Regions from separate parts of the Homo sapiens genome. Here all the other regions are linked to region 1. The links are chromatin loops, found by intact Hi-C in ENCODE. Cell type or tissue: ascending aorta. All regions are shown on one strand. Links, peaks and the distances in the headings refer to the core of each region. The heading gives the core; the rest is flanking DNA.

Region 1 (6,303 bases), core at 234-5,233:
GCCTAGTGACATTTTGATGATCCTGACCCTGTGTAGGCCTAGGCCGATATGTGTGTTTGTGTCTTAGTTTCTTTTTCTTTTTTCTAAGAGACAGGGTCTCACTCTGTTGCCCAGGCTTGGGTGCAGTGGCATAATCACAGCTAACTGTAACCTCAAACTCCTGGGTTCAAGTGATCCTCCCTCCTTGGCCTCCCAAAGCACTGGGACTACACATGTGCACAATCATGCTAGGCTAAGTTTTTTATTTTTGGTAAAGACAGGGTCTCGCTATGTTGCTCAGGCTGGTCTCAAACTCCTGGCCTTAAGCAATCTTCTCCTCTGGGCCTCCCAAAGCACTGGGATTATAGATATAAGCTGCTGCACACAGCCTGTGTCTTATATTTAACAAAACATTTGAAAAACTAAGAAACCATTAAAATGCTTTAAAAAAGTTTTAAAAATAGAAAAAAGCTTGTAGAATAAAGATATAAAGACAGAAAAGATTTTTGGACAGCTGTACAATGTGTTGTGTGTTTCAATCTAAGTGTTATTACAAAGAGTCCAAAAGGTTTTTAAAGTTTAAAAGTTTATAAAGTAAAAAAGTTACAGTAAGGTGGCCAGGTGCAGTGGCTCACGCCTGTAATCCCAGCACTTTGAGAGGCCAAGGTGGGTGGATCATGAGGTCAGGAGATCAAGACCATCCTGGCCAACATGATGAAACCCCGTCTCTAATAAAAATATAAAAAATTAGCTGGGCATGATGGCACGTGCCTGTAATCCCAGCTACTTGGGAGGCTGAGGCAGGAAAATAGCTTGAACCAGGGAGTCGGAGTGTGCAGTGAGCCGAGATCATGCCATTGCACTCCATCCTGGTGACAGAGTGAGACTCCATCTCAAAAAAAAAAGAAAGTTACAGTAAGGTAAGTTTAATTTATTACTGCAGGAAGAAAAATAGTTTTTATAAATTTAGTGTAACCTGAGTGTACAGTGTTTATAAATTCTATAGTAGTGTACAGTAATGTCCTAGGCCTTCACATTCACTCACCACTCACTCATTGACTCACCCAGAGCAACTTCTGGCTCCATTCATGGTAAAAGCCCTGTCCAAAGGTACTGTTTTTATCTTTTATGCTGTATTTTCACTGTACCTTTTCTATGTTTAGATACACAAATAGTTACTAGTGTGTTGCAGTTGCCTACAGTATTCAGTACAGTAACATGCTGTACAGACTTGTAGCCTAGGAACCATGGGCTATATCACATAGCCTAGGTGTGTAGTAGGCTACACCATGCAGGTTTATGTAGGTGCACTCTAGAATGTTCACAAAATGACAAAATCACCCAACATTGCATTTCTCAGAATGCTTCCCCATTATTAAGAGATGCATCACTGTACTTGTCATAAGTATTTTGAAAATATGTTCGATGAATAATATTTTAAATGTTAATAATATAAAGAGATATTTATCAAATTTCACAATATATATTCACTAGTTATAAATGACCTATTTCAAAGCATATCATTCTATAATTAGATTTAAGTAAAATATTCATTGCCTCTGTAAATCACAGCAACCTATTTTTTAAATATTTAGAAGAATAACTAAAGATTAGAAGCTTAAAATGAATTTAACATGCGTTATAGACTAATAACATGTCTCCCTCTTATAGTCTTCATGAAAAAATATGAACCTAGAACAAAAGTTCTAGGGCTTTATGATTTGAGGAATTTCTCTCCCGTTTAAACTCTTCATTTAACTAATGGTACAATCTGGAAAACTAATAAATTTTCGGTATATTTGTTTCATTTTATAATGTGAATTTTCTTGTTTTACTGTTAAATTATATCACATGATATAGATATATTTCCCACATATTTTAAGTCATGGAAGTTTAGATACCTTAGACTGTGAGGGATAAAAATCTATAAGACAGAAAACAGCAATGATAATCTGTTGCCCATGTGTCTAAAAATTCTGAATATTACCTTAAAATATTAAATAATTTAATTTTATATATTACTAGAATTTTTCTCTCATAACTTTAGAAATCGTATCAATTTTATATTTATTTACAGAAATTGGCTGGGTTTCTTACAATGTCAAACTATGTCATTGGATTTTTTAGCTGTAGATAAACATGCTAAATATTAACTTGAATGTGTTCCCATGTTCCCATAGACTAAGAAAATTATTTTAAACTGTAGAAAACAGCAAATATAATGTCCCCCGCCCCGTCCAATAAAATAGGAACACACACCATATATCTTCTCTTAAAAAGGCATTACTTTCCAGTTCATCTAACAGCGAAGATATATTAAATTATTTTTAGTTAAGAGGTAGGGTTTTCGCTTGTTTTTTAACTTTACTCAGCGTATGTAAAAACCAAGTAAACATCAGTAAAACATTATTCCGGCCAAAAGTATTTCTTCCTTAAATTCAGTAGAGGGCGCTGTGACACTGGCTCATCCACATACACCCATGGCGTTACTCTTCAACAAAAGGCAGTAGATATTTTTTATATTTGTAGATTTTTAAAACAAAACTTACCTAGTCACAAAAATGGATGAATAATTTATTGAAAAACATAAAACAGAACACTATTAGAACATTAACTTCTTAACACAATTTCTGATTTGCAGTCTTCACTGGAAAAACTCACCCATAATCCCTTTCATTCTAAACTATTTTCTTACTGGTGAGTTGAATAATGAATGCATCACTTATGCCCTCCACTGCACCATCTGTAAGCTTTGTGCGAGGGCATAATTTTTAGATAAACATGTATGTACAAACATACAGAAAATGAAGAAAGCACGCCTGATCTGAGCTGCCTGGCACTCACCTGAGACGCTGCCTTCTCAAAGCCATCTGGGTTCAGGGAAGGCATGATGTGAATGCGGGTACTGTGGATCAGGTTGACAATTGTCTCGTTCCCCTTCTGGTATTCGTTGCATAGGTACTGGGCCAAGAAAATGAGCAGTTCTCGTCCAACAGCCTCATTCCCATGCATATTCCCAATGTATTTAAATTCAGGCTCACCTAAAAGATTAATAGATAGCATGGAGATGTTTTCTATGACATACAGAGCCAAATATATTGTATACCTACAAATGTATTATGAATATCTGATGGGTTTTTTCCTCCAGCAGCGATGCCTTAAAAAAAAATCTACCGTAGACATTAAAATACCCCTTCTATCCTTCTATTCCTCGCCTCCCAGCTACCCACCTGTTATGGACTGAACTGTATTCACCCAAAATTAGTATGTTGAAGGTCTAACATCCAATGTGACTGTATTAAGGAGGTAATTAGGGTTAAATTAAGTTATAAGTGTGGAGCTCTGATCCAATAGGACTGTCATCTTTATAAAAAGAGGAAGAGACACCAGAGCCCTCTTTCTCTCCTCTGCACAGAGGAAAGACCATGTGAGAGCACAGTGAGAAGGCGGCAGCCAGGAGGAGAGGCCTCACCAGAAACCACCCCTGCTGCCACCTTGATCTTGAACTTCTAGCCTCCAGGCCTGTGAGAAAATTAATTTCTGTTGTTTAAGCCAGCCAGTCTGTGGATATTTTGCTATGGCAGTCTGACAAGACTAATATACCATCTCACCCACAATAACTAATAATAATAACACACTACGTGCCTCCTATTAAACACTGTGCTTTGCATGTTTTCTTATTTAATCCTGACCAAACATCTAAAAATAAGTATTATTATCCAACTTCATTTTGCAGATAAACAAACTGAAATTCAGACTGCTTAAGAAGACTGTCTCCATAGTTACATGGCCTGGGAAGCCAGGATTCAAATGCTAGTCTTCTGGTTTACTTAAACGTCTATGTTTTTGTTTTTTTGTTTTTATTCCTAAATCATAGTGATTGAGAGGGGCCAGACTGCATGGATTCAAATCCTAGCACCAATTCTTACTGTCTAGGCTTGGGCAAGTTACTTCAGTTCTCTGTGGCTCTGTTTTTCCATCTAAAAATTAGAGATAACAATAGATTCTAGCCCATACGGAAGGTTATTATAAGAACTAAATAAAATAATGAATGTAAATGCTTAGAACAGTGCCTGACAAATAGCAAGTGCTATATGTTTCCTATAATTTTCTTTAATATTATTATTACATGACATTATCTTGTCATTGTGAAGTTCCTTGCCATACATAATCTAATTTTCTCTTCACAACAGCCCACTAAAATGTGTAAGGCATGTATTTTTATTATCCTTATGGTATAAATCAGCCCAAAGAGGATATACTTTGCTGAAGGGCTCAGAATACTAACAAAAGTCACTGTTGCCTGTTTGTGAGACTCTCCATTGCGTTTTAGGAGTAGTAATGAAATTGCAGAACGTAGCAGCAAAGTGATCTCAATTAATCCTGTTGTTCTGCTCGTTTCTGCTTCATCCATCCCACGGGCCCAATTTCTGCATTTACAAAATCACTAAGACTGCTGGTTCTTGGTATAAGAAAGCAAATTAGAATTATTTTTCTCCTGGAAATATGTTAACTAAGCATTCTTTGCATGAGATTCCTGAGTTTCTGAATTAAGTGACTATTCACCCCAGAAAACTATGACCTTGTGGTGACCTCTCAGCCTGAGCTTATGCTAATCTTAATCTAAGGATCAGGTGGGAGCAGGATCGGGGCTATTTATACCCCCCTCAGTTTTTACTTTGAGGGAGAGTCTCTAATAAAATTACCCCTAGGGACTTGCCCAGAAAGTAAGAGAAGAGATGAGGAGGTGTGAGAAGAGATGTTTTCTTGGCTTCTGATTTCAAAGGTAATAATAACCTTCTTCCTTTCTGTAAACTCATGCAGTTTATACCCTCATTTATGTGATGTATTCATTTGATTGAGGCACAGGAGAAACTGCTGCAGCCCATTAGAGAGAGAGAGCAAGTAGCCAGGGGAATATTAGAAGCTGGCTTCACAAGTTTTTTTGAAAAAGTTGCACTAAGAAGGCATTTTGGTCCTGCTCCCTTCCCCAAAACAACTTTGAAGCTTCATGTCACTCAATAAAGCTTGGCCCACAACCCCTAATTACACTGAAAATTTTTATAACTTCTCTGTGTTTAAATCTTTTTTTAATCAATTAAAGAAGAAACAACAAACCCATAGTCACTAAGCCACACTTGCCCCCAGATGTCTGGTTTAGCTAGCACAGTATATTTTGTGTTCGAATGTGAATGCTTTGGGATAGAGCATGCTCCCCCTAGTTCTGCCACAGGCTGCGCCATTCCCTACTGCTGCTTTACTCATTTATGTTTGCAACTCCTGATTTTCAGACTCAGAAAATGTATGACATGGTTTCTCTTCAAATCTGCAGATTTCTCTCAGGAAAAATCTCCCCCAATATATCTATGTATTTGTGAGGCGGTAGTAACACTAATGACAATAACAATGCTTTAGGTTGACATGAAGACAGGACAACAAAGGTCATTATATTGAAGATACTAATGTACGGAAATAAAATGCAAGGCACATATGATAGCAAAAGAAAAGGCAAGTGTATCTCTAACTCCTTCTGTCCTCAGGAATAACTTAGATCACTATATAATGTTATCACTAGAATACAGAAGAGCTATGCTCCTTTAAGCCAACTAACATGACTTGTGAGATGCGGAACAGCCACATTGTTTAAATACAGCATTTGTTGGACATACATGCAAATCCCAGGGTCAGACACTACATGGGATCCAAAAGCAAATATGTCAGCATTCCTAAACTGAAGGAATGTAGAGTCTGGAAGAAGACTCAGACATGCAATGGACAATGTTCAGGAGTGAGGCAACGGTGAAGGAATGTTGGATATGTAACTAAACTGCTTCAAGGTTCCAAACTGGGATATTCCTCCCACCCCTCTGGCCTCTCTCCAGCTCTTTTCCCTCCCAAGGCCAAAGCTTTCTTTTTAAAACGCAACCCTCCTCAGGTCACCTCCACCAAAGAACCCATCAGTAACTTCCCCTTTGCTTTCATGATAAAGACCAAAATTCTCTACGAGATCTTGAACCTCCATGTGGTTTGGCGTGGTGCCTCTCAAGGCACCAGCCTTTCCCTCCTGTGTTTCAGCCATCCTTCTTTCAGCCACGAGGCTCGTCCCTATAATGCTCTCTGCTTCACATATTCACATATTTTATCCGCACAGCCTTCTAAGTATGGCTAAATACAGCTTCCTTGGAGTAGCTTTAGTCTAAGTCCACAGTTCCTTTGTTATTTTTCTTTTCTTTTCTTTCTTTCTTTTTTTTTTTTTTTTTTTTTGAGGCAGAGGCTCACTCTGTCACCCAGGCTAGAGTGCAGTGGCACAATCATGGCTCACTG
Region 2 (6,303 bases), core at 387-5,386, 130 kb after region 1:
ACAGCCGCACACTTGCATGAGCTGATTCCTTAAAATAAATCTCTCTCTGCATATATATACCCCAATGATTCTGCTTCACTGGAGACTTCACTAATATATATATCCTATTTATGCATAAAGTTTTACAAAGTTATATTGATTCTATATGTAGTGATGATTTATCTAGTCATACACTTATAAATAATACTAGCAATTCTCAATAAAAATACCTTACTCCACATCAAAAGTCTAGGGATATAAAATCTTGCTGTCTTTGATGGTTTAAGATAAAGGCATTAAATAATTGACTTGAACTCTAATTTTGACTTAAGTATTTATATTTGTTCTTCTAATAAAGAGAGGCTTGATTTGGCACACCATGTAATCACGGTCAATGCAAAACATACTCACATAACCAGTTGACAAAGCTACATCAAAGCAATTCTAATTGGCCGGGCATGGTGGCTCACGCCTGTAATCCCAGCACTTTGCGAGTCCAAGGCGGGTGGATCACCTGAGGTCAGGAGTTCGAGACCAGCCTGACCAACATAGTGAAATCCTGTCTCTACTAAAAATACAAAATTAGCCACGCGTGGTGACGCATGCCTGTAATCCCAGCTACCTGAAAGGCTGAGGCAGGAGAATTGCTTGAACCCAGGAGGTGAAGGTTGCAGTGAGCTGAGATCATGCCATTGCAGTCCAGCCTGGGCAACAAGAGCAAAACTCTATCTCAAAAAAAAAAAAAAAAAAAAAAAAAGCAGTGCTCATAGAAGTTACTGTTTTTGTGGGAGTTAGCAATGTGAGGATCTAGCTGTGCCAGTGTAGCACTGTCCACAAGGATGGAAGTCCGAACTTTCATATAATATTTTTCTTTCAGATCTCAATTTACCATGAAATTTAAATAATGAAAACAATGTGTAGAAATGGCTTGTTTGTATGTGTGTGTATTGTTCTTAATAATCATGCCAAAGGAAAAGAAAATAAAAACGTCACCAACAATTTTAGAAAAATGCTCAGGCAATTAAAATAGACATTTTGCCTCTAACAGAAAGAATTAAATATAACTCTCACATACCTGAAACTCATGATGAACTTTATGAATATACTTGTATATTCTTTTGTGGTGTAAGAGTCTATGCAGAAAATAGTGCCAAGTATCTTCAATGACTGCACAACCAAAGCATCTTGCCAAAAGAAAATACCTTTAAGATAAAAATGTTGTAATGTGTAAGAAATAATTTTTACTTAAACTATCCAGACTTTTAGTTGGGATCACTGCTTGAGACATTACATAAAACCACCCACCCACTTACCAGGTTGACCTAATTGGATATATTCATAAATAAATTCTCAAAACCACCAGATACAGCTACATAACTTGATATAAGGTTAAAGAGACTGCCCATTAGACCAATTTCATTTCATTACAATGTTCACACAACTTGCCTCATGACACTTTTCTCAAGAGATATCCGTTAAGTGACGCATGAGTATATATATGTGTGTGTATATATATATGTGTGTATATATATATATATATATATATACACATACATATTTTTGTTCATGTAAACACAATTTCTATAAACCTCATAAATGATTCTCATATATTTCATTCATTTTAAAATTAAAATGTAATATATTTTTGTCAACATAAGCACTTATACATGTATATAAACATACAAAAGACGTTATGGAAACTTCTGATACTAGAAGCTCACCTTCCAATAAAATATTTAAAAGATGTAAAAATGGAAACATTTTAAGATTTTACTGTGGTTTACTTTTCTACTATTTATTTACTTCCAAAGTTTAGAACAAACATTAACTAAAATTAAGAAAACGGGTAAACATTAAGTATAACTTAACTGAATAAGCCACAATTGGGTGTAAAAGCCAAATTTTTATCTACGTACCATCTTGGCATTCTTTCCCAATCATAAGGAATATTGAAATACTCTGTAAAATAATAGGTTCCACAAATCAAAGGCAGCTGGATACAGAAGTGATTAAAGAGAAGAACTTTGAAACACTTCCATTGGTTTTCCCATGTCTCTGGCTTATCCTACGAAGAAAAATCACAATATCTAATATTAGTCTCTGCTATCAGAGTTTAACTTGACCTAATTTGTTCTCTGTTTATGTTGGACCTTAATTCTACGTCAGTTATGTTAACTTTATATAACTAAGACTCAGGAATCTTTGCCTTCTAAATTCTTGACAACTACTATCACTACTTCAGGTGAAGAAACTGTTAACAGATGCGCCTAGCCATGATGATCTCAAACAAACTAAGAAACACTATGGAATGAATAATTCTCCAGTCTTTGCTGCCACAGATCATTCACTTCACTTCTTTTACCAGAAGTTTCAGAGAAGAAGAAATATAATATGCTAAGATTACTGTTGGGTGTCCACAATTGAAGAAGTTGTATACGAAGCATTGGAAGCCTTTTACACAGTAAGTCGATGCTTCCAGGCACTCAGTGGTATTCATTCCAACAAATAAATGCACTTTTGTTCAAATCCAATGACAGAATTATAAACTCTCTGAGTTGAGAAGTACACAGATATGTCCTGATTATGGAGTTCACAGATTCAAGTCAAAATGAGAAAAGTTAGATCAACATGGGATGTTCGTTAAGACCTCATCAGGATACCCATTTGCTTAGCAAGTCATTATAAAAAACAAAGCAAAACAAAACAAACACTAACTAAATGTATTCAATTTATAGGACTGCACTTAAAAAAGTGCTTTGGGCTTAACAAAACGATGGTGACAATAAATATCAGTTATTGCTTTGTTTTAAATGTCACTGCTGAAAAATTCAGGTATCCGCCAACAAAACTCTTTTAATTGAACCACGATATCCAAAGTACGGGAACTACTGCGCATCAGCAGAAGCCCAAAGAGGTCAACCAGCTTGGGCAGGGTCACACACGCAGTTATTAGCAGAAGTTGGACTAACTAAAATCTAGGTCTCCAGATCCAGCTCTGTTCTTGAAATTCTTTAAGGGTTATCTTCCTGACAAAAATAGGAAAAGCACTGAACTAAGAATCAATCCAGAGACTTGTGCTCTAATACCAGGGCTGCTACTCACCAGTTAACTAGCTCTTGTGATGTTTACAACTCAGTTTCTTCAACAATAAAATGGGAGGATCTGACAGCTGCCTTTGTATTTCTAATCTGAGCATTATCTAACCCCACTCCTCTAAACCTCCACTCTGTAATTGGGGACAAAATAAATGAAGGATTCAGGCTTCAGTTGGCAATAGTACTGTCTCCTACAGCAACTATGGTTAATAGACTTAATTTTCCAGGTAGACTGGGATATCGATGCAGTTACAGAAATTACAAAGTTAATCAACTATAATAAAATCACATGCTATACCATTTACAGTATACATAAATTAGTTACAAAGACAGTTAGCAATACAAATTCATACCTAGTGCAATATGAAAGTTTACCATATTTTACTTTCTTTATGCATAACTGTACTTAATATAAAGGAATACCTTTACAAGGGCCACAAACTTCAGAAATAATATTTTTAGTACATTTATCTTTGAGGAAAATTTTTGGAGAATTACTAAGATGTATGTTTTTTTTTTTTTTAAAGAAATAGATCCTGCAAAGTCTGCTTTACTTTTTCATTCCTGTGAAATTTTCGCCTAACTAGCAAGGATGTGCATTAGCTCTCCAGTTGTCTGTTCTGTTTGAAAGCAGAAAGTCTTTAGTACTATTTCATCACCACCACCAACTTCTTCTATTCTTTTCGACAATTTTAAGAATAAAAACATTTATTGCATATGTTAAATATAATTCTCAAATATTTTATCTTAAACAATTGATACCCTCAATGTTAATCAGGGTATCTGCCTTCGAAATGCATAAACCTGTAATTAATTTGTACCAATATTTTGGTTTCTTTTAAAACTCCTTTAACTTGTGAAAACTAGTCCTGGTTTAAAATCACATTTTTTATCAAAAATGCTCAAAGCATGGACTTTAATGGTTATGAAACATAAAGACTTGCTGAGTACAGACTTGAAGTCAAATTATCCAGCCTTACAATCTGTTCATAAACAACTAGCTCTGACCAACTAGACTACAGCTTATTCTTTCCTTTGCCACATTATATTTTAAAGCTGCTCATATACCCTTGCCTGAGAAAGTCCTTTGTCTCTCTGCAAAGGTTACTACTTCTAACCAGTGAGTCAGTTACAAACTGCAGTGAAGGAGAAAAAGGATGCTTTTGCCTGGCCAGCCATACAATGAATTACAATGAATAAGCCCTATAAATAAATCACTGGGTGAAACACGGCAGCCACAATCACCCTAAAGGTGCATTAGAACTTAGACGTCCAAACTTAATTCTGCCTTTCAAAGCAGCTGCTTTCCTAAAAAGCACTTTGGAGCTTCTGTGACCTTAATTGAGGGTCACAGAGTACTCTCCTTTGGCCCTCCTATTTTTTATTTCCTTCGCCTTTACCCTTTGCTCTTTTCTCCTTTGGCCTGGAGTCCACAGTCATCTGACCCCTGCATTATCCCCAGAGAGGACTAATATTAATACCTGCTTAAAGTGAGACTCTGGGAGAGGCTGTGAAACTAACAGAATGATAACAGAGAATGTGTACAGACTGCCATCCAAAATATATACAGTTGTCCTTTGGTATCTTTTGAGGATTGGTTCTGGGACTTTCTGCAAATACCAAGATCTGAAGATGCTCAAGTGCCTGATATAAAATGACATAGTATTTGACATAACCTACACGAATCCTCTCGTATACTTTAAATCATCTCTACAGCACTTATAATACTTAATAAAATGCAAATGCTCTATAAATAGTTGTCATTTTGAATAATGACAAGGAAAAAAAAGACTGTACATGTTCAGTGTAGACACAATTTTTTTCCCCTGAATATTTCTGATCTGCAGTTGGTTGGATCCATGGATACAACAACCCATGGATATGGAGGGCCAATTGTACTAAGTGAATGTAAATTACTTTCCATAGATGAATACTCTCAATGGTCTACTTTCTACCAAGACTGTGTGCCCCTGAGTTTTAGTTTGGAATGACTTTTTATGAAAAGTAAACAGCAAACACTAGAAACTATCATCAGCTTACAAATTCTAACAAATAATTCATCTTTCTAATAAGCTACTCCAAATTCTCACGTCAAGCTCACAGGCTACATATGAGATTTCACCTTGTCATGTACATAGCGACCTCTCAACATTTAGTGCAATGAAGCAAATATCCAGAAACGAGGAGCATCACCTCCTTATTTGGGATGATACGAATGCTGCAGAACTACCTACCATATATTTAGGGAAAAAAAACTTGAATAGCCCTGATCAAGGTCGTAGTGTATTAACAGTCCCTTAGATTTACTGGAACATAGAGTTGGGGTGAACTGCAAAATATGCGCAAATCACCACACCTTTCCTTTCCAGCTAGCTTAAACATTAAAATTCATAAACTTAAGTTAGATAACCATCACATCTACTTAAAGCCCAATTTAACAAAGTATTCTTGAAATGTTATCAATAATGACCTAGGACTGTGTTGCTCAATTCAGGAGCAACTAGTAACATGTGGCTTCCAAACACTTTAAACATGGCTAGTCTAAATTGAGATAGACTAAAATTAATGTAAAATACACACGGAATTGCAAAGACTTATTAAATATCTCATTAAGTATTTTTTAGAATTTGATTACTGATTGAAATAATAATTTACATTTATTTCTTATTTTTTTTGAGACAAGGTCTCACTCTGTCGCCTATGCTAGAGTATAGTGCTGCAATCTTTCTGCTTCAGCCTCATAAGTAGCTAGGACTTACATCACCATGCCTGGGTATTTTTGTATCTTTTTTGTAGAGACAGGGTCTTGCTATGTTTCCCAGGATGGTCTTGAACTCCTGGCCTCAAGCAATCCTCCTGCCTTGGCCTCCCAAAGTGCTGGAATTACAGGCATGGACCCTGCACCCAGCGATAGTTTACATTTATTGAGCTAAATGATACACATTATGAAATTAATTTCCTTATTTCTTTTTACCTTTTCTATGTATTCTACTAGAAAATTTAAAATTACATACGTGGCTTCATATTTCTATTGGATATCACTGCTTTAGCCTCACAAAACAAAGCCCTATGTACTTTTAAAATATTCAGCAACATTAATGATAATATTCTATTTCTAGTCCCTTATACTCACCTTTTGAATTTTGTATTTTTTCATATAAGGTATAAATTGAAATAAAAATCCAGGTAAACAGAATAAGAAATAAAGGGCTTCATGAACTATAAGGGA
Region 3 (6,303 bases), core at 901-5,900, 110 kb after region 1:
ACAAAGCTCTATGGTCTTCCTTCCACTTCTCTTGCTTCTTGTGCACAGCATTGCAGCAGGGCAGCCTCCCTTGTCTAAAAAGCTTCAGAAACAAACTCCAAAGCACATAATGACCTAGCTTTGCACATTTCTCCAACTTGTCCCGCCATCTCTGCATCCTCTCCAATCATACAATCTTCTTTCAGTATCTGGTTTATTCTATTCTCTGTCTTGCCAGCAGATCTTAGCATATTTTGTTGCCTTTACTTGAATCACTCTTCCCCTCTGTCCCCCTTCATTTCTGGTTAGCTTTTAGTTGTCCTTCTGGTCTCATGGTACACATTATTTCCTCTGGGAGCTTTGTCCTAACAGCTTCCATTAAGCAAAAAAGATACTGTTGCTATGTGATCTCAGAGTTCCTTAAGCCTCTCTCACGTTTCAGAGGTTTTTAATAATTACTTATTTCATTGTCCATAATCTCCCCTGTACTATAAATTGTGCGAGGGCTGGAATCTTGTCTCTCAAGGCCCCTAGTGTACCCTAGCACCTAGCAGCATTTGACACATAATGGAAAACTAAGTAAATATTATTGATTGAATGAATGAATACATAAATTCTTAGAGATCAAGCTATGCTCCTCAGTTGACATCTGATATGCTGCTATTTAAGTCGAACCTCAACAATTCAAAAATAACTTGCTCAAAATCTACACTCATTAAGCTGCAACTCCTTCCATAATTGCGGGAAACAGTTGATGGTTGTGGCTTAATGCAGGTATGAGAGCAATGTTGCTGGGCTTGATGAAGAACCCATCACCACTACCTACTCCTGCCAGTTTATATGGAGATACAGGTTGTAACCAAAGAAACCTGGAATGCAACAGTACTGACTTCGAAGTCCTGAGTAGATGAATTAGACTTGGTTTATTGCAACTAAACTAAATTTAAATGGCTTAAATAAGAAGGGAAGGGAAGGGAAGGGAAGGGAAGGGAAGGGAAGGGAAGGGAAGGGAAGGGAAGGGAAGGGAAGGCAATGCCTGTAATCCCAGCTACTCGGGAGGCTGAGGCAGAAGAATCACTTGAAACCAAGAGGCAGAGGTTGCAGTGAGCCAAGACCACGCCACTGCACTCCAGCCTGGGTGACAGAGCAAGACTCTCTTTCAAAAAAGGGAAGGGAAGAAGGAGAGAGGCAGGGAGGGAGGGAGGGAGGGAAGGAGATTCACTATTTCAGTAAGACCAAGAAAATGCTTCATGACTTATTTCTAATTGGCTCCTTGTTTCTGAAGGACAACCACTTTCCCCTAACACCCGGTGGCCAGGATTAGATGTTAATCACTGCTGATTTCTTAGTCTGGGACTCTTCAGTAAAGAATGAAAGCTGTAAAGCAGGCATGCTGCCCTATTAAAAAGGAATTTTCTCAATAGCCAGTTCTCAGAATACTGTTGCCATCCTGTTGCTCATCCCCACTGCCCTGAACTAGCACATTCGAGAATAATTCTTAGTCTTCATAGTCTTGTCTGAGGAACGCTTTCTAATATGTGAGTTTTGTGCAGAACCCAGGGATGGCTAGAGAAAACCCTTGATTAAATGGTAAAAATAGACCGGAGATGGTGGCTCAAGCCTGTAATCCCAGAGCTTTGGGAGGCAGAGGCAGGCAGATCACTTGATGTCAGGAATTCGAGATCAGCCTGGCCAATGTGGGGAAACCCTGTCTCTACTAAAAATACAGAAATTATCTGGGTATGGTGGCACATGCTGTAATCCCAGCTACTCAGGAGGCTGAGGCAGAAGAATCACTTGAACCCAAGAGGCAGAGGTTGTAGTGAGCCAAGACCACACCACTGGACTCCAGCCTGGGTGACAGAGTGACACTCTCTCAAAAAAAAAAAAAAAAAAAAAAGGTAAAAATAAACTGGAATAGAATGAAAAAACAAAACCATGAAAAGATCATTCATTTGGGTAACCTAAATTGTCTGGGGGGAAAAGTCAGCTGAACCACTTAGTCCCGGGTTATTTATGCTTTCCATCCAGCACAGCACTCCTCACAGCAGGAAAATCACTCTTGTTTTTGAGGTGTTATAACAGATGTTACATGATAAGAGATTATTCATTTGAATGAAAATCAGAAAAAACTGATAAAATAGCTGATAAAAATCATTTTAATGTAAAATTCCCAAATTGAAAAAATGTAAAAGTTTTTGTTCTTAACACAACCATTAAAAGTTGTATACTGTGAACTAATGGATATTTTAAGTTTAAACATATATTTGGTAGTTATATCAAATTATTTTTATATATTGCATATATCTACCCATCACATTTTACAGGAAAAAAATTGGCAAACCTGTAATAATCAGTGTGTGCATGGGAAAATAATAGTTTCCAGTGAAAAAGATCTGCACTGGTTCTCAGATTTTCCATATTCTTGGGTCCAACTGGCTGGCAGTCTATTTTTAAAATACTAATTAAGTAATTCAGAAAATTAAGCATCATTTGCTTTTTTAAAAATTTGTTGGTTTTTTGTTGCTGTTGTTTCTGATATGAGTTGGGCACTCTGCTGTTTGGTGTGTTTTTCTTTATGGCTGTGTTTCATTCTTAAAAGTTTGCAAGAGGAGCATCATTATTCCCATTTTATGTACAAGGAAACAGAGATTCACTTGAGTGACGTGTCTAAGGGCACACAAGTAAGTCACACAGTAAATGGCAGAGTTTGACTCCACACTGAGGTCTAAGTAGTTCCTGTGCTCAGTCTTCGGGCCTCACAGCTTCAAGCAAAATACTGCCACCAGCTGGTGAGTGAACTATTGCCAAATGCTGAATTTGCTCTCCAGTGGTCTCAGCTCACAGCCCCCTTAAAAAAAAAAAATAGTCTGTCTGTCACAGGAAGGAGATTCAAACTCTGAGTAGATAACTAAACTAAATGACTTTTAAGGTCATTGAGGACACAGAATTATTATGCAATGTCTTTGCCTGTCTCAGAAAATCACATTGCCTTCCAGATAAGTGTTCAAGCTAAGAAGAGATAGAAAAAAAAATCTTCCTTCTGTATTACAGTCTTAGAGAATGGGATGAGCTATTTGTAAGTAAGCATTATTCTAGCATCTCTGATCTTACAATTAAGGAAATCATGTCCATATTGTTTGTTATAGGCTGAATCGTGTCTCCCAAAACGATGTTGAAGTCCTAACTCCAACCCCCACTCTCTGTGAATGTGATCTTATTTGGAAAAGGGACCTTTGCAAATGATCGAGTTAAGATGAGGTAATACGGGTGGGTCAATATGACTGTTGTTTTTATGAAAATGGGAAATCAGGACACAAAGAAAGATAGACATAGAGAGAATACGGTGTGAACATGAAGGCAGAGACCGGGGTAATGCATCTACAAGCCAAGAAATGCAAAAGGCATGCCAGCAAACTATTAGAAGCTAAGAGGGGCCGGGCGCAGTGGCTCATGCCTGTAATCCCAACCCTTTGGGAGGCCAAGGTGGGTGAATCACCTGAAGTCAGGAGTTTGAGACCAGCCTGGCCATCATGATGTAACCCCATCTCTCCTAAAACTATAAAAATTAGCTGGGCATGGTGGCAGGCGCCTGTAATCCCAGCTACTCAGGAGGCTGAGGCAGGAGAATCACTTGAAACCAGGAGGCAGAGATTTCAGTGAACGGAGATCATGCCATTGCACTCCAGCCTGGGCAACAAGAGCAAAACTCTTTCTCAAAAAAAAAAAAAAAAAAAGGAATGGAAAAAGAAATATAGAAGCTAGGAGGGAGGCATGAAAAAGATTTTCCCTCAGAGACTTGAGAAGGAGCTAACCCTGCTGACACCTTGATCTCACTTTTGGCTTCCAGAACTGTGAGACGATACATTTCTCTTGTTTAAGCCATCCAGGTTGTTGCTTATTGTTATGGCAGCCCTAACAAACTAATACACTGCTAACTGTTTGCCTTTTTGTTTTTTAAACAGCTTTATTGAGGAATAATTCATGTACCATGCAATTTGCCCTTTTAAAGTATACAATTCAATGTCTTTTAGTATATTCATAGGGCCATGCCACCATCACCACAATCTAATTTTAGAACATGTTTAGCTCCCCTAAAAGAAACCTGCTAGTGGATAAGCAGTCAGTCCCTATTCTTCCCTCCTAAGCCCCAACCCCCAGCCCTAAGCAACCGCAAATCCACTTTCTGTGCCTATAAATTTATCTCTTTTGAATAATTTATATAAATGGTATCATATATATAATATATGGTCTTTTGTGACTGACTTCTTTCTCATAGTATATTCAAGGGTCATTCGTGCTGTAGCATGAATCAGTACTGTATTCATTTTATGGCTGAATGACATGCCATTGTATGAGTATTCCATATTTTTTAATTCATTCATTAGTTCAAGGGTTCCCAATCCCCGGGCTGTGGACCAGTACCCATCATGGCCTGTTAGGAACCAGGTCACACAGCAGGAGGTGAGTGGTGGGTGAGTGAGCATTACCACCTGCGCTGCACCTCCTGTCAGATCAGTGGTGGCATTAGAGTCTCACAGGAGCGCAAACCCTACTGTGAACTGCACATGCAAGGGATCTAGGTTGTGTGCTCCTTATGAAAATCTAATGTCTGATGATCTGAGGTGGAACAGTTTCATCCCAAAACCACCAACCCCCACCCCGTCTGTGAAAAAATTGTCTGCCATGAAACCGGTCCCTGGGGCCAAAAAGATTGGGGACCACTGGATTAGATGATAGACATTTGGAGTGTTTCCTCTTGTTGCTATTATGAATAATGCTACTATGAACATTCATGTACAATTTTTGTGTTCACATACATTTTCATTTCTCTTGGGTATATACCTAGGAGTGGAATTGCTGGGTCCTATGGTAACTCTATGTTTAATATTTTGATGAACCGCCAAACTCATTTCAAAGCAGCTGCACCATCTAACATTCCCGCCAGCAACATAGAAAGGTTCCAACTTCCCCACATCCTTTCCAACACTTGCTATTGCTTATCTTTTATATTACAGCCATTATCATGGGTGTGAAGTAACATCTCATTGTGGTTTGGGCTTGTGTTTCCCTAAAGAGTAATGATGTTGAGCAACTTTTAATGTACATATTGGCTGTTGGCTGTTTGTATATTTTCTTTTTTTTTTTGAGATGGAGTCTCGCTCTGTTGCCCAGGCTGGAGTGCAGTGGCACAATCTTGGCTTACTGCAATCTCCACCTCCTGGGTTCAAGCAATTCTCCTGCCTCAGCCTCCTGAGTAGCTGGGACTACAGGTGCCTGCCACCACACCCAGCTAACTTTTTGTATTTTTAGTAGAGATGGGGTTTCACCATATTGGCCAGGCTGGTCTCGATCTCCTGACCTTGTGATCCACCTGCCTCAGCCTCCCAAAGTTCTGGGATTATAGGCGTGAGCCACTGTGCCTGGCTGGCTGTTTGTATATTTTCTTTGGAGAAATGTCTATTCAAATCTTTTTTTTTTTTTAAGTTTTACTTTAAGCTCTGAGATACATGTGCAGAATGTGCAGGTTTGTTACATAAGTATATATGCGCCATGGTGGTTTGCTGCACCTATCAACCCATCATCTAGGTTTTAAGCACCGCATGCATTAGGTCTTTGTCCTAATGCTCTCCCTCCCCTTGTTCCCCAACCCCCCAACAGGCCCCAGTGTGTGATGTTCCCCTCTCTGTGTCCATGTTTTCTCATTCTTCAGCTCCCACTTATGAGTGAGAGCATGTGGTGTTTGGTTTTCTGTTCCTGTGTTAGTTTGCTGAGAATTGGGTTATCTCTTGTTGTTATTATTGAGTTTGAGTTCTTTATATATTATGGACACAAATTCTTTATCAGATATAGGATGTGCAAATATTTTCTCCCATTCTGTGTATTGTCTTCAGTTTCTTGATGGTATCATTTGCAGCACAAAATTCTTCACATAGTCCATTGTATTCATCATTTTATTTTGTTGCTTGTATTTTTGGGGTCATAAATAAGGGATCATTGCTAATCCAAGGCAACTCCTTCACTTCCTTCTAAGAGGGTTATCAATTTTGCTTTTACATTTAGTGCTATCATCTGAGTTACTTTTTTGTGTATGGAGTGAGGTAGATCTATAATGTCATCCTTTTGCATGTAGATGTCCAGTTGTTCCTTCACTATTTGTTGAAAATACTGTTCTTTACTCCTTAAATTATCTTGGAACACTGTTAAAATCTATTGCCATCACTATCAGGGTTTACATCTGAAGTTCAAACCTACGCCATTTTTATATGTCTACCCTTATGCCAAAACCACGCTGTCTGCTTACTGTAACTTTGTAGTAAGTTT
Region 4 (6,303 bases), core at 578-5,577, 86 kb after region 1:
TCAGATCTCTATATTTACTAGTTTCCTGAAGATCTCTAACCTCCTTGACGCTCATAAAAGGTGATGGAGGGGGATATCACCTTGTACTTTTGTTAGTGTTGGTTTATAATAGTTTATTTCTACTTTTAAAAATATAAGGGACACAGACATTTTGTATTCTATTAGTAATACCATAGACTTAGAGTCTCCTTCATTTAAAAAGGAATTGTAAAGTACATATTGTACAACACTTCCGAGTTTGTCTCTGTAAGAGGAATTCAATCAACGTATTTTGAATGTATGAAGAATAAAACATTTTATTTTAATACACTGTGTTATGCAGCTATTGATGGATTCATTTTTTCCACACTGCATATTCAGTATTTTTCCATAATGTAGATTATTTCATAATGTATATTCAAGCCCGCTGTGTGCCAAACATGAGCTGGGTGCTGGAATCAGGGTCCCCACTTCATACAGCTTGCAATCTAAAAGAAGGATTTGCAAACCTTGATGAACTATATATTCCAGATACTTAAGCAAAGAAATCATTGTTTTCATTTTCTAAAGCATATCACATTCTAACTGTAATATCACTTTAAAATTTTATTTCCAAATTTGAAACAACAAAAAGTTAAACATTAGCTTTCATATAATCTCTTGAAGTAACAACGCAAAAAACTCTGGGATCAATCTACAAAATAGAGTAACAAAGGGTTCTCATTAAGTAAGCAGCAGGAGACTCACAAATACTTACATTAGCTTTAACTGTGCCTAGGATATCTTGGCTTTGGTTATTGGATTTAGCTGAAAATCAGTTATCACATTTTAAATTTTTCCCTGTCTTCAGATAACAGTATGAAACTAAGTTTCAAAATGTCCAATCCTACATGCTGAATCCTGGTAGATAAGAGTAGTTAATATTAAATGTTTTCTAGGATCTGATCTTAGAATTTTGACAGCAAACTTACATGAACCTTTTTTTCTTATATTATTTGAAGGTAAGAAATATTTCCTGAAGATTTATTCTTGATCAACCCACCTACTATATATTTGAAGATCAAAATGTCTATTGATCACTTATTTTAATCTCTTCTCAGTTTGGTTCTTACGTATCATTATAAAACTATACTGGCCCTGCACTGAGAATTTTTAGCCTACTTTTCTTGCTTGCTTTGTCATTAAACAAAAATTAAGCATCCATCCCATGCTGATATTATTAGCACAGATTACTTTAGCTGTACCTTGATTATCAGAAGACCAGGCCCAAATTATTTCCTAAGCAGAAACATAACGAAAAAAGTCCCAAGAACATTTTTAAATACCTCTTTATTAATACTAAATGCATCACAATTAACATAAACCAAAAGGTGCTTTAATATACTCCTAGGAAAGACGAATACAGATGGTTATTTGGGAACATCAGTTGGAATAAAGACCCCATCACAAACTATTCATCTCAAATGGTTATAGCAGAGAAAATGGAATACTCCTTTTTCCTTGGAAAGGCCTTGTGCAGTTTCAAAATCTGGTTTCAAAAGTCAGAAACCACTTTTCACCCTGGTAGGAGGAGGGGCACCAACGTATCTTTATACACCACCACCCCAGATTGGCAATATCCCTAAGATTCCCCAAGCATCCACAGCAGCGAGTGTACCTAATACGTATACACACACAGGTAGAGATGGGTACACAGAGCCAATAAACTGGTCCTCTGGAAATTAGAGAAAACATGATAAATGACTCTTTCTCCCTCGTTCTCCTTTCCTCTCAATCACTGCCTTCTGCACCTTATCTTTCTACTCTTGTCAGCAAGGAAGACCAACCCCCCTTGCGGGGGACTCGCAATCATTCCTTTGGGTTTTTCACACAGCAAAGTGAGAGCGACCGCTGGGGTTGCGTGCGTCAGGATTTGTTTTTTCTGTATTGCTATCCCCCCCATCCCCCGCCACCCCAGCCTCCCAAGCCTATACTTACTAGAGGGTGGCCTAAGGTCTGGGGAGATGGGATTGGTGCTGGGGGGATGGGACGGGAAAGCAGAAATTGGGCCACTGGCGCTCTAAGTCGGGTTCTTCCCCATTTCCATCCCTCCCTCCACTTCCCACCTTCCACCTTAGATACCTTTTACCAAGAGGCACCCCTGGGCCCATCCCTCCCTCCTTCCCCCACCGCCACCAGTCCCACCCTCTGCCGCCCCCCTCCGGGATGCCCCCAGGGCTGTCAGGGGGCAGCGCCCTTACCAGGCTCATGGACGCCAGGGTTGTCGGACAGCTCGATGACCAGGAGCTCCCGGCCCTCGAAGCTGCGCCCCACCGTGTAAATCCTGCTGATGGCGGTGCACTGCAGCCACACGGACACGAGCGCCTCGCGCAGCTCGGGGTAGCGGTGGTACTCGAAGGAGATGCCGTCCTCTTGCTGCAGCCGCCGGCGCCGCCTCATGCCCGCCGCGGGCGCCCCGGGCTCCTGGGCTTCGGCGCCCAGGAGCCACCCGCAGGCAGCCAGTGCCCCGCACAGAGCCAGCAGCGCGCTGCCCCCTCGCCCGGCCATCGCTGCGCTCCGCCGCCGCCGGCCGTGCCTTCCTACGCGGGCGGCCTCTTTTGTCTGCCCGGCCCTGGGCTTAGCCCGCCGGCGCTGCTGGGGGCGGCAAGTTCCGCACCAGCCTCTACTCGCCTCACCTTCCCCGGCTGAATGAGTGTCAGCCCGCGCACTGGGGCCACCCAGAGGAGACGGGCAAAGCCGCGGCTCCACGGGCTGCACTACTGGCCGCGGAGCCCAGGGGAGCTGCAGGAGAAACCACTGCGAGGAGGGGGCCGGCGGAGAGACGGGCCGGCGTGGATCTGGGAGGGCTGCTGGCGTTATTTGCTGGCTCGGAACCACGTCAACAGCCAAATGGCGTCCGGGACGACGCAGGTGAAATGACAGCTAAGGTCCGGGGTTCGGGAACGTTACTGTCATTGAGACACCCATGACCCACCCACGTCACTGCGTATGGAAAAAATATTCTTGTATTGTTAGTGGAGCCTTTTAAAGGGACATCTATTCCAAGCCTACCAGTTTCCATCTTGATCCACCAAGAATTAGAGAATATTCCAGAAAAAAGGAAGTACTGGCAGCCACTTGCCATCTCCTGATGCGTCTTTCATAATTGTATCAAGAGTCAAAACACAAACCCAAGGGTTGGGTTTTCATTTATTAGAAGGTCTTGCTGGAAATCAGAACATTAAGTGCTTTGATTTAGAGGTTTAAGAGAATAGAAATGCTTTCTTCCAATTTGTAGATACTGTCCTTAATTGTATTTATGCACATTCCTAGATTCTTCCAGAAAACAAACAGACAAAATAAATAAGGCAATGTCATATGGCTGTGCCTGCACCAGCCCTCCTCTTTAATACTATGGGGAAAATAAGTACAACTCTGCTGATGCTTTAGACAAAGGATTTAGTTTGGCATTAAGATTAAATCCTGTTAAGAAAACTCTGATGATGACATGACACCTCCGTTCCTTTTGCAAAGCTATTGTAAAAATAAAAAATCATTTACAGCTTTAAATATCCACCCCTTAGTCGGGATTTATATTCCTGGAGCAATGTCTGGAGCAGATGTTACTCTAAAGAGGCTGCTGTTTGGATTCAGGGACAGCACAAATCTAAATTAATAAATAATCCATTGGGTATTGCAACCGAGCAGGAAAAGTGGACACCATGCGGGTAATTTTCCATGTTAAGCTTCTTTGTTTTTCTAAACTTGTTCATTCTTCACCTGTTTAACAATGCATTGCACATAATAAAAACTTTTACGTGGAAAAGGAGTTAGATATTTAAGTCATCTTATTGGATCAATAAATAAAAGCACAGACATGGTTGGTAAGGTGCTGCTGGAGGGGCTGGCTTTAAACACCCCTATGTACATATACTACAGCAGCATGGATCTTCTTTTTTTTTTTTTTTTTTTTTTTGCGTTTTCGGGGAGAAACTGTCACTGTAAACACATGGCACTCAAGTTGAATTGATGTGGATCCAGCCATTTTTTTTTTTGTCAATGTAGGCAGAGCTAAAAATTGTATATTTTCCACTATGACCAGTCTGTGCTTGATTACATGGTCCAGAAGTTTGAAATCAAACTTATAATTATATTTCTAAAACCATGCCCAAAACAGCAACCTTGGAAGCCTAGAAAAAAAAATTGAGTAGCTAAAACCAAATAACTTCAGAAGTAGGAGGTTAAGATTTTCATGTTAGCAATTTAGAGTAACCACACTAATTTGTGGCTAGGTGGGGCATACTGACTAGTAACTACACACATAAACAACATATTTTTCATTGAAGTCCTGTGTTGTTCCTTAGCTGTCTCTTTGAACAAAGGATATGCGTTCTATTTTCTCCAAAATAAAAAATTTTGGAATGAAAACTTGGTCTTTGAATTTCTGGGCTATTTTTAGGTGTAGGTCAGCTGTACCAACTTTACTGGCATATGTATTACTTGTTTGTGGCTTCATAGGCAATTATACAAAAGATTATATATCCACCCTGATTGCTGGATTTAAAAAATTTTATTTTGGAGAAAAAAAAATTGTAATGTGTAAAATCATGCCTACTATGTGGTCTCACTTGTTGGGCAGGGGGTTCTCTTTTACAGCTTAGTTGTTTGTTTCCCTAATCTATAAAATAAAAGGTTTGGATTTTTCACTCTCTAACGTTTGCTTGCAACAGAATCATGTAGAGAGTTTATAGAATGTGCAGATTCTTAAGCCCCTATGAATTCATCAGGTCTGGGGTGGGTTTCAGGTATTAACAAGCTTCTAGGTTTTAAAAAGAAGACCAGTCATTTCTGATGTTGATGTTTGATTGACAAAGACATTTTGAGAAATAATGTACTGTAGGTTTCCCACTGTCTCTTTCAGACCTAAAATGCTATGATTCTGGAAATTTTCTTTTTGAAGTGAATTCCTGCTCATTTGATAAATGGTGGCACTCCTCACATATTATTGGTCGTACTACATACACCAAGGCATCAGTTCAAATGAACTAAAATTTGGTCTTTGAATTTCTGAGCTATTTTAGGTATAGGTCAGCTGTATCAACTTTACTGGCGTATGGATTACTTGTTTGTGGCTTCATAGGCAATTATGTAAAAGATTATATACCCATCCTGATTGCTGGATTAAAGAAAAATCTTGTATGCCAAGTCTTTAATGTGTGTACACATAGTTAAATTTAGTATGCAATCTCCATTTCAAATCATGTGCACACATGCACACACAAGAAACAAAAAGAGAAAGAAAGAGCTGCTTTTTCTTCATGTCATTATAGGCATCCATAAGAGCATATTTAAACTCCCTAGGTCTCCCTCCACTTCTTGCTTCACCTCTATTATCTTTAAATTAAGAAACTATCTTTTTCTTTATCAATAATATTTTATTTCCTTCTTTCAAAGCCCTTCCTAAAATTCGTCTACTTCATAAAAATTTTGTGAACACATAGCTCTATATTCATCCTGATGTGTGCTGGTAAATGTCAGCTGTCTGGGGGGAAAAGTCTGACTTAGAATGTTTGCTAATTTCCATGGTTTAAATATTCCCACCATGGCTGATTTCAAACTACCAATGTTGTATCACTGAATACAGTGTTAGGAAGAGATATGCAGTAGCATGACATCATATAGTGTTGTGATGGGACAATTCTTTATACTCCTCCTTTGCAAGTGATGAAACTTAATTTCTTCCATCTGAGTGTAGGCAGGACTTAGTGGTTTTCTCATGAACATAACACAGCAAAAGTAATGAGATGATCTTCCAAAATTAGGTTATTAAAAAGACTGCAGCTCCCATCTTAATTGCTCTCTCATGCTTGTGTGTGCGCTCTCTCCTCCCCCTCTCCCTCTCTCTCTCCCTCCTTTCCTTCCCCCAGTCCCCCATCACTCCATCGCTTGTCTTGGGGAAGTTGTCTGCCATATTGTGGAGAGGCTTATATAGCAAGGAACTGAGGCATCTGGCAAACAGCCTGAGAGAAACTGACATCCTCGGTCTAGCATTCAGTTAAGAACTGAGGTCTGTCAACAACCATGTGGGTGGGCAGGGGCAGATCTCAGCCCCACCTGAGCCTCAAGAGGGCTCCATCTCTGACATCTGAGGTTTACCACAGCCACATTAGAGACTCTGAGCCAGAACCACCACTAATACATACATCTCCCCCATACAGATACAATAGACATAAATAACCTCAAGAACATCAAGGATAGAGTGATGTCAGCAAGATAGCAGAATAGGAAGTTCCAGCCCTCATTTCCCAACAGAAACACAGATTTAACAGTGATATAAGTAACAAA
Region 5 (6,303 bases), core at 886-5,885, 330 kb after region 1:
GGCAGGAGAAGCACTTGAACCTAGGGGGTGGAGGTTGCAGTGAGCTGAGATCACATCATTGCACTCCAGCCTGGGTGACAGAGAGCCAGACTCCAACTGAAAAAAAATAGAAATTAAAAATAAATAAATAAATAAATTCACTTCAGTGACTACCCATCACTTATAGGATAAAATCTCAGGTTACAACTTGACAAGGCCCTTCCTGACTACACACTTACCTCTCAAAATTCATTTCTTATCTCTCCTCAACCTTCCTTTCAAACCTTCCTCCTTCACTCCTTTTGTCTTGTTGCCTTCCTAGTTATACACAATCTCACTCACCCTGGCATGGAAATCAAACATGTATTTGTTGAAGTTAGACTAACTGACTGTTCTGTCACACACTTATATGTGAGACCTATGTAACTTCTCTGAGCCTCAGTTTCTTATCTGTAAAATAAGAATAGTAATAGCATCTACTTCATAAAGAATAAACTGAAATAGTCTGGGTGTGGTGTCTCACGCCTGCAATACCAGCACTTTGGGAGGCCGGGGTGGGTGGATCCCTTGAGGTCAGAAGTTTCAGACCAGACTGGACAACATGGTGAAACCCCATCTCTACTAAAAATACTAAACAAAGTTAACCGAGTGTGGTGGTGCGCACCTGTAATCCCAGTTACTTGGGTGGCTGAGGTATGGAAATCACTTGAACCTGGGAAGTGAAGGCTGCAGTGAGCCAAGATCGTGCCACTGCACTCCAGCCTGTGTGATGAAGTAAGAGTGAGACTCTGTTTCAAAAAAAAAAAAAAAAAAAAGCTAAAATGAGGTCTTTAGGGTGTGTCCTAACCCAATATAACTGGCATCCTTATAAGAAGAGAGTGTTTGTGCCCAGACATTTGCAAACACAGATCATGTGAAGACAGAAGACGCCATCTGTAAACCAAGAAAAGAATAAGAAGAAATCAACTCTGCCATCCCCTTGATCTCAAACTTCCAACTTTTAGAACTGTAGAAAAATCCATTTCTGTTGTGTAAGCCACCCAGTCTTTGGTAGTTTCTAATGGCAACCCTAGCAAATGAACATACCAATACACTAGAAGATGTCTAGCATGATGCCTCGCAAACAAGAGGAACTCAAAAATCCTTGATTCATGAAACTGAATCATCCCATGTTCCTCCAATACCATGAGGAAATGTCCTAACGAATTGGAGCAACACTAACTAACTAAGCCTTCCTTCCCCAACTAAAGATACTGCAGAAATGTGAGATTAAACCAAAATCTAAATATAGACACCATGTTTCAAATGCTTGCAAATCATTTCCCTTTCCTTCCCCTTTTAGAAACAGATGGCAGGAAATCTTAAAAGTTGTTTCATAAATAGCTGAAGCAAAATTAGAATATTTACAATACCTATATTCTAAGGGACTTTGTTTCTGGTTGATTTCATCACTGTTATTGAGTTAATAGGAGTAGGTACTTGAAAAGGTCATCTGAATTGCTAGGGATATCTGTAACCAGGCGTTAGATACCCTCAAGTTTGTCAGGTGCCCAAATTTAGCATGAAAATAGTGGAGGAGAAGGAAATATTCCGATAATCAGACAGACTCTCTTGAGGAAACAAGTTTCACTCCCTCCTTAACCTTCTGTTGATAGGCTGAAGAAAACCTAAAGCAGAGAACCAAATGAAATGATTCCTTCACAGTGTAGGTAGGAATTGAGCACAGAATTCTCAGATGTAGCAGTGAAAGGTAGCTCAGAAAATTATTTATTTTCCATATTGGCGAAGCTTAAAATGTTATAGTACTACAAAAACAAATAAAGCAATAACTTTCATTTCAAAAAAAAAAAGAGAAATTATTCTCCTATCTCTATTATGCTGTTATGTAAGCATGTAAAGGTCATTTAATCTCTTTCCTTGGAGCAAAAAACGAAACTCCCTAAAATCTGCAGACTCACTGAATATGATATCTGCTGAAAAATTAGATGAACTGACTCAAACTCTGCAATGAAACAGTTTTATTGTTGCCTCCCATTTAGTTTAAAATTTCCAGTGATCTAACATTTCTATAAAGGCAATATTAAAGGAAATGGTTTTAAAAAGCGTGAACATATAACATCAATTTTTTTGACAACACAGCAATCTTATTTGAGTTTCCCAATCTTGTAATTTTAAAATAATTTCAGAAAACAGAAAAACTATTTCCCACCAGAAACACCTGCTTTCTTGTTGTTGTTGTTGTTTTTGAAACAAAGTCTCACTCTGTTGCCCAGGCTGGAGTGCAATGGCACAATCTCAGCTCACTGCAACCTCCACCTCCCAGGTTCAGGCAATTCTCCTGCGTCAGCCTACCGAGTAGCTGGGATTACAGGCGCCCACCACCATGCCCGGCTAATTTTTGTATTTTTTGGCAGAGACGGGATTTCGCCATTTGGCCGGGCTGATCTCGAACTCCTGACCTCAAGTGATCCACCTGCCTTGGCCTCCCAAAGTGTTGGGATTACAGGCGTGAGCCATTGCTTAATGAGATAACCTTTATAAAGCAGCAGCATAATATCTGATATATGGTGGGCATGTAGGTATTTAATAAATATTAATATCCTTTCCCTGCTCTCCTTCTTGAGAAAGAGAAAATAAAGGCACCTAGAATGTCTCTTTTCAAATTCACAGTTAAAGAATTTTGGTTATGCAATGTGGCTTCATTCTCCTATTCCCTGCCTAAAGAGGACTGTATACAGGTATACAGCAAAAGCTTCATGTTGCACTCAAAGATCTGGCATTAGGGAGGAGAAGGAGGAGGAGGACGACGACGATGATGATGATAGTTGAGGTATATTAGTCGAGGTCTCATATTTTAAATTCAGTCTTTGGATGTTTAGATATATCAACCTCCTAGCACAATACCTGAAACATACTAAGTGCTATTCAAATAATACCTCACTTCGCTTCTTTCGTATCCGCTATAAAGCCTTTTCCAATATGTCACTAAAAGGAAACATGAACATCTATCTCCAAGTGTTTAGCCAGAAACACTAAATATTTGTCCTATTTGATGAGAAAAGGTGACAGTCTGCTGTCTCCCTCTGACAAATAGCTAAAGCAAAAAAAGAGAAACAGCGCTACCCAGTGGGAAGTCTGAGAACTGCACCTCTGAATGCAAACATGGTTTGGGGGACCTCACAATCAAGCTGTTCAGCTAGCATGAGGTAAGTCAGCTCCTAAGGCTTCTAGATAGTTTGCAGCCCCCAAAAGCATAGGGACGGGCATTGCATCCTGCCCAAACCTCATTGCTTACTCTAGGAAGCAGCTGCTAGAGTGGTGCAGGGGATGTGGTGTGGAGCAGAGGAGAAGGAAGGGGCAAAGAGATGGAGAAAGTTTCATGCCACAGAATACTTTCTCCTAGGGACATCTCTGAGCTTGCTTGAAATAAACATTTTGATAATCTACTTGGGGAAAAGGGTATAGGTCGTCCAGGGCCTGCTCAGGTAACAAAAGATAAGCATTAGCCAGACATGGTAGCACACGCCTGTATTCCCAACTACTCGGGAGGCTGAGGTGGGAAGATCGCTTGAACCCAGGAGTTCAAGACCACACTGGGCAACACAGTGAGACTCCCTATAAAAAATTTAAAAATCAGCCATGCATGGTGGTGCATGCCTGTAGTCCCAGCTACTCAGGAGACTGAGGTAGAAAGATGACTTGAGCCCAAGAAGTCAAGATTGCAGTGAGCCAAGATCACTGAAGTCTGGGCAACAGAGTGAGACACTCTCTGTCTCTCTCTCAGAAATAAAAAAAATTAATAAATAAAAAAAGTTAAGCCACCAGGAAAGGCCCAAGTTCTCAGAAAATCCTACAGAATCTACAAATACCTGGTGTAAACTGTTTCCTGTGGAAATTAGGGAAGGGAGAAGGGCGAGAAGATCACAGCTACCATCTTGGTTCCTTCTGAAAGCCTCACCTTCATAGCTGCCCCTCTCTTCCTGTCCTGTGAGGTGGCAGGTGACAGTAATGAGTGACACACTACTTCTTCAGGCTCTCTGACTAACCCCAGCTTCAACACTTCCCTGTTTCTATGTTCCATAACTATGTTATTGACCAAAGGCCCTCAAATTCAAGACATCTGACTGTCCAGAGGCACAGAAGCAGAGCTGTAAGACAGGTGTGAGAATTATCCTCCCAAAATTAGAAAAACAAAAAACTAAAAGAGAGAGGATTATCTTGGGGAAAAATGAATTGAAGCATCGTTATATGATTTGCCAAAACAACACTCTGAATTTAGCATTGGTGCCATCTGAGCCTCTGCCAAGGAAAAACATCTAATCAGAGCGATTGAGCAAGGTGCTTTTTGCCTGCTATGATGCTGCTGAACTTAATCAAAAAGCACTTATCAAGTATTTAATTACATGCAGTGCTGTGGTGGATACCCACAGAGAGAACTGTGTTTGCCCGACCTCTTCTCTTCTGTGGTTTACAATATGCAGAAGTGGGAGGGTTGGAGACAGGAAGGAAGGTAAAATTTCATGAGTTCCTAGAGTAAGGGATTTAATCCTTACCATCACCTTTTGAGATAAGTCTCATTTTGTCCATTGTACAGATAAGGAAAGTGAGGCTCAGAGGAGTAAGTTATAGGAGCTGGGACTCAAGCTAAGTTTTCTGACTCCATGCTGTTTCCCTGATACCACATCGTCTCTGGGAGAAAGAGAGGCCATTATGGGCAAATGTGCTCAGAATAAAAGGACCCCCTAAAATAATAAGTGATGTCCAAGCATTTAGAGATGGAAAGCAGAGATATCTATATCATATAATTTGGGATCAAAGAAAGTATGTTCTGTAGACATTCTGAAAAGGATTTACATTTTTTGTTGTTCTTTTTAAGAGATGAGATCTCACTATGTTGCCTACTCTGGTCTCAAACTCCTGGCCTCAAGTGATTGTCCCGCTTCAGACTCTCAAAGTGCTTGGCCTCTCAAAGCACTGGGATTACAGGTGTGATCCACTGCATCTGGCTTAAAAAGGACTTCTTTATTCGGACCCTAAAATTTGGGGTGAAAACTTTCTGTTTTGCTTATCATCTCAGGCTCGAGGTATACCATCAAGTAGTGGCCTGAGAAGCTGTTTTTCTCTCTTCCCTCTAGATGATTTATGAAATTCGGAGATTGCTGTTGGGATTGAATGCTTGTGCCATGGATGGGAAATCATCCACAGACCCAGGGGTGTTATGGGAGTAAAGTGGCAAGGCTCTGACAAGAACCAGAGCAAACCTGCTCAAATATGAATCCACTGCTATTGGTGCTCTAGTAACATGACAGGAGCCCATCACCCACGTGGCCACATGCTCACCTCCTGGAATCAGCGTGCCACTCACTGTCAGCATGGATGTTTGAGGATGTGGCTTGTCCTCCCCTGCCTTGCCTTGGGCATGCTGCGCTGTTCATTTTCCTACCAGCCCTGTTGGTGTTTCACACAGATCCTCCTGTGGACATATTGATCTAACTCATGAAGACCATGAGTGCTGGCCCTTCACTGCCCCTCAGCCTTCTCCTCACTGTTCCTCCACACCTCTTCTTTCCATCTGTCTCTTTCTTTCTCTCTCTCTCCTATTTATGTATTTATGTATTATTAGAGACAGGGTCTTGCTCTGTCGCCTAGGCTGTAGTGTGGTGACACAATCATAAATCACTGCAAACTTCAGACTCCTAGGCTCAAGAGATCCTCCCACCTCAGCCTCCCGAGTAGCTAGGACTACAGTAACAGCCACCACATCCAACTAACTTTAAAAAATGTTTTGTAGAGACAGAGTCTCACTATGTTGACAAGGCTGGTCTCAAACTCCTGGCCTCAAGCAGTCCTCTTGCCTTGGCCTCCCAAAGCATTGTGATTGCAAGTGTGAGTCACTGCATCTGGCCATATCTCTCTTTCTAAACTATCCTTCTTGCTTTGTTTGATTTCACTTCCTATCTTCCATTAGTATCTTATTTTTACACCTTTTCCCTTGTTTTTCTTTGAGTCCAATTCAACACCATTCGTTGTGTGTTCAATGCTGGGTTGTGCGTGATGGGTTACACCTTAGAGTATCTACAGTTTGGTTGAGGGGGATGAGGCAGAATGATGAAAGTCTTGGTGATTGCAGGAAATAATTATTATTAGGGGCCAGACAGAAAAAATGTTGCAAACTAGGGTTTAAATAGATGAGAAAAACTCTTAAAGTTTTAAAGGTCTTCTTTTAGACCATGTAAACTCTGAATCTCTAGCTTAAACACTGTTGATTTCTCATTAAAAGATAAACATCAGTTAAAAATGTGTAACGTATGAGAAAAAATACTT

The links. A loop is a pair of places that touch in the nucleus more often than their neighbours do. Peaks named below come from ENCODE experiments on the same cell type or tissue, not always from the same donor. Only the 100,000 strongest peaks of a DNase experiment are listed, where the experiment ranks them.
Region 2: a loop joins it to region 1, with 2.7 times the contacts of the local background. A loop is called at or near these places in 7 of 110 quality-filtered maps.
Region 3: it touches region 1 in a loop (8-fold over the local background); 80 of 110 quality-filtered maps call a loop at or near these places.
Region 4: it touches region 1 in a loop (4-fold over the local background); 31 of 110 quality-filtered maps call a loop at or near these places.
Region 5: it touches region 1 in a loop (12-fold over the local background); 104 of 110 quality-filtered maps call a loop at or near these places.

What each region holds. Positions count from the first base shown.
Region 1 is chr4:165,461,107-165,467,409 of GRCh38, reverse strand. CPE (carboxypeptidase E) reads right to left here. Exons shown (of 9, transcript NM_001873.4): 2 at 2,824-3,020. Among named protein-coding and RNA genes, the nearest start is that of MIR578, 78 kb to the right of the region's middle. In ascending aorta, for the core only: CTCF peaks have their summits at 2,228, 2,430 (motif pointing right) and 5,178; no DNase peak of the experiment used is centred there; H3K4me3 peaks cover 16 bases; H3K27ac peaks cover 1,222 bases.
Region 2 is chr4:165,333,530-165,339,832 of GRCh38, reverse strand. MSMO1 (methylsterol monooxygenase 1) reads right to left here. Exons shown (of 6, transcript NM_006745.5): 2 at 6,208-6,303; 3 at 1,896-2,044; 4 at 1,055-1,181. Among named protein-coding and RNA genes, the nearest start is that of MSMO1, 9.0 kb to the right of the region's middle. In ascending aorta, for the core only: no CTCF peak of the experiment used is centred there; no DNase peak of the experiment used is centred there.
Region 3 is chr4:165,352,595-165,358,897 of GRCh38, reverse strand. The region is part of intron 2 of LOC105377519 (a long non-coding RNA gene); the gene reads right to left. Among named protein-coding and RNA genes, the nearest start is that of CPE, 23 kb to the left of the region's middle. RefSeq lists an enhancer at 6,251-6,303. In ascending aorta, for the core only: a CTCF peak has its summit at 2,776 (motif pointing left); no DNase peak of the experiment used is centred there.
Region 4 is chr4:165,375,445-165,381,747 of GRCh38, reverse strand. CPE (carboxypeptidase E) reads right to left here and starts at 2,740. Exons shown (of 9, transcript NM_001873.4): 1 at 2,220-2,740. The coding sequence starts at 2,526. RefSeq lists an enhancer at 424-968 and a silencer at 2,448-2,707. In ascending aorta, for the core only: a CTCF peak has its summit at 2,734; DNase peaks (open chromatin) are centred at 1,897, 2,187 and 2,717; H3K4me3 peaks cover 2,903 bases; H3K27ac peaks cover 2,925 bases.
Region 5 is chr4:165,128,238-165,134,540 of GRCh38, reverse strand. No RefSeq gene overlaps it. Among named protein-coding and RNA genes, the nearest start is that of TMEM192, 19 kb to the right of the region's middle. In ascending aorta, for the core only: a CTCF peak has its summit at 3,126; a DNase peak (open chromatin) is centred at 3,140.